2 separate regions of the Homo sapiens genome follow, and region 1 is linked to region 2. A link is a loop called in an ENCODE intact Hi-C map of the cell type or tissue named here. Cell type or tissue: ascending aorta. All regions are shown on one strand. Each heading gives the region's core, and the rest is flanking DNA. Links, peaks and the distances in the headings are about the cores only.

Region 1 (4,391 bases), core at 143-4,142, 490 kb after region 2:
CAAGTGATCCTCCCACCTTGGCCTCCCAGAGTGCTGGGATTCCAGGTATGAGCCACTGCACCGAGACATGTTTTCAACTTTGACATCTGTGAGTGCCTCCTCTAGAAACGGTGTTGATGCAGCCACCCTCTGGTGAGCTCTGGTGATTTGTCAGGGTCTGTACCTCACTCTAGATGTGATCAGAGGTAGACACGTGCCTACTATGATCCAGGCGTTGTCCCAGATGCAAGGATGAAGCCAAGAGGCTCTACAGGTGTGTTGCAGCTGAGACCCTAGGGCCAGTCAAAGCTGGGCTCAAACCTCACTGCTCACTGTTAGCCATGTGATCCCGAACAAATGATTGAGCCTGTCTAAGCCTCAGTTTTCATATCCTTAAAATAAGGCTAGTAACAATGAGTGCCTTGAGGAACTAATGCCCATAAAATGCTTTGTCTAGGGAATACTATATTCAATGAATGGCAGATATTATCAATAACCATTCTCTATTTTTATTGTGGTAAAATGTATGACAAAATTCACCATTTTAATCATTTTCAAGTGTACAGTTCAGTGGAATTAAGTCCATTCACATTGTGGTACAACCATGACCACCACCCATCTCCAGAATGTATTCACCTTTCCAAACTGATCCTTTGTGCCCATTAAACACTAACTCTCCATTCCCCTCTCCCTCCAGTCCTGGGTATTCACTATTCCACTCTCTGCCTCTATGAATTTGGCTACTCTGGGTACATCTTATAAGTGGAATCATACACTATTTGTCCTGTTGTGTCTGGCTTTTTTCACTTAGCATGATGTCCTCAATGATGTTGTAGCAGTATCAGAATTTCATTCCTTTTAAGGCTGAAAATATTCCATTGTATGCCTGTATATCACTTTGTGTTTATCCAATTCCTCCATCAACCAACATTTGGGTTGTTTCTACCTTTTGGCTATTGTGGCTAATGCTGCTACGAACACAGGGACACAAATATCTGTTCAAGTATCTTCTTTTGATTCTTTTTGGCATATACCTAGAAATGGAATAACTGGATTGGATAGTAATTCTATATTTAATTATTTGAGAAGCATCCATACTGCTTTCCATAATGACTGCATTATTTCACATTCCTGCTAGCGACGCACAAGAATGTTAACTTTCCCACGTCCTCATCAACACTTGTTATTATTTTCTGTTTTTTGTTTTTTTATAACAGGCATCCTAATTGGTGCAAACTGGTATCTCATCATGGTTTTTATTTGCATTATTTGCATTTTCCTAATGATTAGTGATAGCGAGCATCTTTTCACATGTCTGTTAGCCATTTGCATATCTTCTTTGGAGAAATGTCTACTCCAGCTCTTTGCCCATGACTCTCATTGGGTTGTTTGTATTTTGTTGATGTTGAGGGGTAGGACTACTAGCTCTTCTTTTTTTTTTTTTTTTAATTGAGACGGAGTCTCGCTCTGTCACCCAGGCTGCTCTGTCACCCAGGCTGGAGTGCAGTGCTGCAATCTCAGCTCACTGCAAGCTCCACCTCCCGGGTTCACACCATTCTCCTGCCTCAGCCTCCCGAGTAGCTGGGACTACAGGCGCCCACCAACACGCCCGGCTAATTTTTTGTATTTTTAGTAGAGACGGAGTTTCACCTGGTAGCCAGGATGGTCTTGATCTCCTGACCTTGTGATCCGCCCGTCTCGACCTCCCAAAGTCCTGGGATTACAGGCGTGAGCCACCGCGCCGGGCACTACTAGCTCTTCTTAAGAGGAGGAAAGCCACTCTGTGTCCTCCCAACAAACACTCATACACACACTCCAGGCGATGGCCATAGAGTCGAGCCAATGGGACAGAACCCTGAAACACAAAGCAAGGAAGTGCTGCAGCAGTGCACGGACTTGCCTGGAAATCAGCCCCATGAGTCAGGGGTACAGGCTGTACTCATAAGCGGGATACTCCAGCCAGCCTCTGAGCACACTGGGACATTGGTTTCATGAGTGCAGCACACTCTAACCCAGTGAGATAAGAGGCTACAGATGAAGCAACTCAAATACCAAGACAACTTGGCTCAGCACCCGCTGGGAGAGGACGTGGTCTTTTCACTCCAGCTTCTGTACTGGGCTCGTCAATCTCACCTTGCTGAGAAGCTGAACAAACCCGGGCCTGCTCTTCTCACCCTACCTGATGCCAAGGCGATGAGGTAGCCAGTGACCAGGAATGTCTGAGCTTAAAATAGAGATGCCCTGTGCCAAAATGAAGGCTTTCCTTTGGAGTAAGTAGAAGCACCCTGATGTCTTCTAAAAGTCTGGTCCGGTTTCTTTGGGCCATGCATCTAGCCCAGAGCCTGGAACATTAGAAGGGGTTTAACAAAAGTTGCATAGAACTTTATGGCCCTGGGTGAAACCTGGGGAGAGCCCACAGAAAAGTGACTCTCCCCCTTTGTAATGAAAATCAAGGCACCCGCCTTCCTGAAAATCTGACATCCTCACAGCCATCTGAAATCGTTTCCATGGCAAAGCAATGAACAACACATTATATTCATATTAATTTTCTAGGGCTGCCATAACAAAATACCACAGGCGGGGTGGCTGAAACACCAGAAAAAGTTCTGGAGCCTAGAAATCAAGCTCAAGGTGTTGGCATGGGTGGTTTGTTCTGAGGGCTGCCAGGGGAAATCTGTTCCGTGCCGCTCACCTGACTTCCGGTGGTTTGTATTCTTTGGTGTTCTTCGGCTTCTACTGCTTCACCTCAATCCTGGCTTCACCTTCACGTGGTATTCTCCCTGTGCTTCTGTGACTTTCCATAGTCATCTTCCTATATGACGCCAGTCATACTGGACAAGTGGCCTGTCCTTCTCCAGTACAGCCTCATCTCAACTTAATTACATCTGCAATTACCCTGTTCCCAAATTAGGTCACCTTCTGCAGGACTAGGGGTTAAGACTTCAACATATGAATTTTGGGGGACACGATTCAACCCATAACAGCATCCAAAATCTATTTCAGCCTGTATCAAAACATCTTACGTACCCCTAAATATATACACCTATTATGTACCCACAAACAATTTTTTTAAGTAAAAGAAAATTTAAAAATGAAATCTATATCTGTCACCTCTTTTCATTCGGAAAAGCCACAAAATAGCAATGATAATATTTCCCAAATAATGTTTGCAGAAGGTTTCTTTTCATTTGGGGAATCCCTACCCCCTAGCACAGGCCTTATAGAAAAGGTAACAACACAGGTTTCAGAGTCAAACAGGCTTTGCCTTGAAGCCCGGCCTCACCATTTCCTTCCTGGATGACCTAGAATGTGTTACTTAACCTCTCTAAGGATCAGATTTCTCATTTATATACAGAAGATAAAAATATTGGGTTGGTGCAAAAGTAATTGCAAAACCCACAATTACTTTTGCATCAACACTAATAATCAAATTGCAGAGTTGTTGGGGCAAAGAAGGTAACATGTATTACTAATCCATAATAAAAGCTTAGATGCATCAGTGTGGGAGAATGCTAATTGCCGCCTTTTCTCGTAGCAATAGAGACCCCAATTTTTAGTGGTATATGACTACCCAACTTCTCCATGCTGCTAAGTGTGATCCTGTGGCCAAGTTCAGCCAATGGCATTGAAGTACACGCGTCAAGTGGCAGCTTCTAGGAATCTTCACTAAAGCGAACGCTGTGCACACTCTGACTTTCTTCATTATCTCTTCCACCTGTCTGTTGTTGATGGACATGATGGCTGGAGCTGGAGCTGCCACCTTAGACCATGAGGTGACACTGGGAATGGAGACATGTATGGTGGACCAACAAGACAGAAGGAATCCAGGTCCATAATGCTTCCTAGAGCAGAGCCCCACACCCATCCTGGACCACCTGCCTCTGAGGTTTTATGGGAGAAAGAAACAAATTAGCATCTTATTTAAGCTGCTGTTACTTGGGCAGGGGCGGCCACTATTACTTGGCAGCTGAACCTAATCCTGACTGATACAGTTGGGTCCTTTCCCTGGCTCATACCAAGTGATCCTTAAATGTGTGTTGAATTGGATTATGCCTGTGGTGTTGCATCCAATTTCACAAGTTTCCATAGTTGGACTTCAGGGTTAGGCGTTCTGTCTCTGAAGAGCAGAGGGGCAGGTGCCTCTCCTTCAATCCATGTCCCTGTGCAAGTAGTGGTGAGTTTGTGACTCAGAATAAAAACCCCTCTAGCCCTTTGAGCACAACGGAGCCTGTTACTGAAGGCCTGTGCGGTAGTTTGTTCTATTTGCAGTAGAATGAGGGTGGGTAAGAGGGACGAAGAGAAAGAAGTAGAGAAAAAGCAAAGCAGTTCTCTGTGCCATTCCACTTTCTCTCCCAATCTCCCAGGAATAGGGATACTATTTCTTTTTTTAATATAGTGCTTTTTTTTTGTAG
Region 2 (4,391 bases), core at 76-4,075:
TGATGGAGAATGCAAGGTCCAAAGAGATCACTGGCTGGCTGGAATGCTTCATTCATTAAACGCTGTTCCCCAGCATCTACTTTCTCATACTGTGACACAAGCACTGGATTCTTTGAGATGACAGCTATTTTTAGTGTCTGTTCGGAATACCGTACTATTTGCATCTAACAAAAAAATACAAGCAGTCAAATATAAAAATACATATCCATATTGGGGACTTTACCTATTCTCCATATACAGCTCTGATTTCTCCCTAGAGTGAAATGACTGACTGCTAATGCTTTAGAGTGGTCACACTTAGAGTGGTTTCCTCATGTCCAATCAATTTCTTGGGGACCTAAGAAATTACAAAGACAATCATGAAATCCATTCCTCCATCTCATATGGAACCTGCTCCCATTACAAAAACTAGTGGTGGCCAGGCGTGGTGGCTCATGCCTGTAATTTCAGCACTTTGGGATAGGAGGACTGCTTGAGGCCAGGAGTTTGAGAACAGCTTGGGCAACATGGTGAGACCCTGTCTCTACAAAAAACTTAAAAATTCCCTGGGCATAGTGGTGCACACCTGTGGTCCTAGCTACCAGGGAGGCTGAGGTTGCAGTGAGCCATGATCGTGCCACTGCACTCCAGCCTGGGCAAGAGTCCAAAACAAACAAAAAAATCTCATGGTGACCATAGGAGCAGGACCTCACACCCAATTTCCTTCTTTTGGGGAATAATATTGGCCTGGCATGGTGGCTCATGCTTATAATCCCAGCACTTTGGGAAGCCAAGGCAGAAGGATTACTTGAGCCTAGGAGTTTGAGATCAGCCTGGGCATCATGGCAAAACCCCATATCTACAAAAAAATTAGCCGGGCATGGTGGTGTGCACTTGTAGTCCCAGCTACTTGGGAGGCTAAGGTGGGAGGATCATCTGAGCCCAGGAGGTCGAGGCTGCAGTGGGCTGTGATCGTGCCACTGCACTCCAGCCTGGGCAACAGAGACTTTGTCTCAAAAAATCATATTATGAATTAACTCATTAGTGCCACATGAAAAATACTCCTCGTTTCTAGTGTGACTCAAAGATCTTCAACATCAAATAAAAACAAAACTAATGTAAGCCCTATCATTTCTGCAATTTAACTGCAGGCTGAGAAGCTACGGCTTAGTCACATCACATTAGGGAAGACATCAGATGACTAATCAAAAGCCAGACTCACAATGACAGGTTTCTTCCATTCACATCGTGTTCCTATGTAGAGTTTTCATCCTTCCTCTTGAAAAGGGTCAGATGTTCCACCACGAGACTTTTTGAATTACACAAGGAAAAACCTGAACATCTCTGTCTGGATCATCTCTGTCATATTTTCTAATTATCTAGATTTTGCCAGTTTAATGATAGACAACTGATGGGAAAACTTAAGCTAATGTCTGTTCTGATTGAACCTCTGAATTCTGGGGTTGAAGAGGCTGGCTGAAATTCCAGATCAAATGTCTCTGTACTCAAAGCTCTGATAAGAGCATAAGCTCATCCTCACTCCTACACAACTGGGCTGAAATCTGACTTCTACAGGACAAAATATAAAACCAGATGTACCTTCCAGTGGTCTACCTACCTTGATTAGGAAGGAAGGCTCCCATGGAAGCTTTTATCTCACAAGGACAGACATGTCTGGGCCTGGCCAGAAGGAAGTTGTGGAGTGTGCCTTCATCTTTATATTAACGAAGGCAGTGAGAAAAGTCAGGAGGCCTCCCCTTGCCTCCCAAGCCTAATCTAGGGAAGCTGCGGGAGAAGATGGGCAGGGGGCGCACAATATGGTCACTGTGGTGGGCTGGAGGCCTGGGACGCTGTGGTCCCAAAACCAGAACATCTCGGGCCAACCGGGAGAAGTTGGCCACCCTAGCTGGTTGCCTACAGCAACTCGCACTGTGGGCTCTGGTCCGTGCAGGCACAACCCAGGCTCCGGCTGGGGGTGGAGTAGGGCTTCCCCGGGGACTCTCGCTTCGCCTCTTCTTCCCCCAGGAGCCTCTGGAAAGGCCTCCCTGGCTCCCCAGAGGCACTCCGCCCCCGCAGTCCCCGCGGCTTCCGCCACGTCCGTCCCTCCTACATCCTCATCCCTCTCCACCGACCGCGACTGGCGCCCGCCTCTACGACCCGGCTGCCCCGCCCAGCTCTGACAGCACCTGCGAACCGCCCTGACCCAACAGGCCTCGACACCACTCACCCGCGACATCCCTCACGCGCGTGCGCACCGCGTCTCTTCGCACTACGCCACGCCCACTGGCGCCACGCCCCTTCGCGCCGCGCGACGCGCCGCTCCATCGCACACGCTCTCTGGGCCCCGCCCCACTCACGACCCGCCCGCGCCACGCCCCTGAGCGCGCCAGAGCTGGAGTTCGGCGGCCGCGGCTCGCCTTTTCCTGAGTAGAGGGTCACGAGGGGACTACAAGCCCCAGCCGTCCGCCCCCGCAGTCGCCAGTTCCCCGTCTGCCCTCGCCGGGGCTCCGCGGCCTGGTTCTCCAGAGCCACAGACGCGCCCGCGTCACCAGGGTCGCCCGTGTGGGAACGTGCTCGGCAGGCCGCGGGTTTGAGAGGCGTCCCGGCGTGACGAATGCAACCAGCGTAGCCCCCAAATGAGTCGGCGGCCGCCGCAGGTTGTCGTACAGCCGCGGCGCTCCCTGGGGCAGTCACCCAAAGGACTTTCCCTTCTTTATTTGTTGGGGGCGGCGGGGACTGGAACCCAGACGCGCAAGTGTGGGGCGTGTCCTCGTGGCGTCCCTGGCGCTCCGAGGCCGAGACCCGGATGCCAGGAGAGGCAGTGAGGTCGGAAAGGCACCGCGGGGCCAGCATTAGGGCTGAGCTAGTTCTGTGGCCTCGGGTGGGACGTTCAATCTCTCTGGGCCTCGCCATTCTCTTTCTTTTTATTGCTTTTTGTTTGTTTGTTTAAGACGGAGTCTCTCTGTCGCCCAGGCTAGAGTGCAGTGGCCCAATCTCGGCTCACTGCAACGTTTGCCTCCTGGGTTCAAGCGATTCTCCTGCCTCACCCTACCCAGTAGCTGGGACTACAGGTGCCCACTATCACGTCCGGCTAATTTTTGTATTTTTAATAGAGACGGGGTTTCACCATTTTGGCCAGGCTGGTCTCGAACTCCTGACCTCAGGTGATCCGCCCGCCTTTCCCTCCCAAAGTGCTGGAATTACAGGCGTGAGCCACCGCGTCCGGCCTCAGTTCTTTTGAAGTCATTTTACCATCCTCTGGATTTTCCTCATCCTAATTCTCCTTCCCAGTCTCCAGGAAAGACAGGCACATTTTCTTGATGACTTCAGCACTTGTAACCCCTTGTTGGCTCTCCTTAGAGGACATTAACTCTGTGTGTTTGAACCTTTCAACTTCGAGGATCTCCTCAGCCCATCCTTATTTGTTCACCCTTCTGGATCATGAAATCTCCAAATTTGTCTTTTGAACCCAGTGCCCATATCCACCCTCACCTGAACCCATTCTTGAATAAAATGCATTCCTACCATGACTGTTCTCAAAGTTTGAAGTTGAGCATACCGATGCGCCACTCCTGCTTCAATGCTTGAGAAGTCGTAGGCTTTCTTCTATGTGCCTTTTGACTGGGCGCCTATCTCCCGACAGCCTGAGGTGGTGTAGCATAGGGGCGAAGGTGGTCTGTGCTTGAATCCCAAAACCCTCACTAGCGTGGGACCTGTGCCAGTTACTTGACCTCTTTTTCATTTCTTCACTAGTTTGTAAAACGGACACAATTACAGCACATCTTTTATTGTTATTATTTGACACGAAGTCTCACTCTGTCACCCATGCTGGAGTGCAGTGGCGTGATCTTGGCTCACTGCAACCTCTGCCTCCTGGGTTCAAGCGATTCTCGTGCCTCAGTCTCCCGAGTAGCTGGGATTACAGGCACGCACCACCACGCCCGGCTAATTTTTGTATTTTTAGTAGAGACGGGGTTTCACCATGCTGGCCAGGCTGGTCTCAAACTCCTGACCTCAGGTGATCCATCTATCTCGGCCTCCGAAAGTGCAGGGATTACAGGCATGAGCCACCGCGCCCCGCCTACAGCACATCTTAGCAGAATTTTAGGGATCAAATGAGTTCCTTTGGATACTGTGCCTGTTTTTGACTGAACGGCTGTCTTCTGACATCCTGAGTGGCTTCTTTAGCTTAGTTGTCACCTCTTCTATAGCCTCATCCTGCCTCATGACAAAACTTCTCTTCTGCCTGTTCATTGCCTTGTGTGTACGTAATAATACTGCAGTTGTCCTTGTCACAATGATTGGAACCTATTTCTTACATGTCACCCTTACTCAACTGCGAGATGCTTGAGGGTAAAGACTCTCATACGGGGTGTCTGAAGCATAAAAGGTATTCACTAGATTTTCAGTCA

What was found. Hi-C counts contacts between places; a loop is a spot of excess contacts. Peaks named below come from ENCODE experiments on the same cell type or tissue, not always from the same donor. Only the 100,000 strongest peaks of a DNase experiment are listed, where the experiment ranks them.
Region 1: it touches region 2 in a loop (3-fold over the local background); 2 of 110 quality-filtered maps call a loop at or near these places.

The regions. Positions count from the first base shown.
Region 1 is chr17:65,461,447-65,465,837 of GRCh38, forward strand. No RefSeq gene overlaps it. Among named protein-coding and RNA genes, the nearest start is that of LINC02563, 6.1 kb to the left of the region's middle. RefSeq lists an enhancer at 1-447. In ascending aorta, for the core only: no CTCF peak of the experiment used is centred there; a DNase peak (open chromatin) is centred at 1,935; H3K27ac peaks cover 1,598 bases.
Region 2 is chr17:64,973,354-64,977,744 of GRCh38, forward strand. It overlaps the pseudogene AMZ2P1. Among named protein-coding and RNA genes, the nearest start is that of LRRC37A3, 56 kb to the left of the region's middle. RefSeq lists silencers at 1,058-1,352, 1,902-2,101, 2,472-2,541 and an enhancer at 2,282-3,152. In ascending aorta, for the core only: no CTCF peak of the experiment used is centred there; a DNase peak (open chromatin) is centred at 2,218; H3K4me3 peaks cover 2,133 bases; H3K27ac peaks cover 2,983 bases.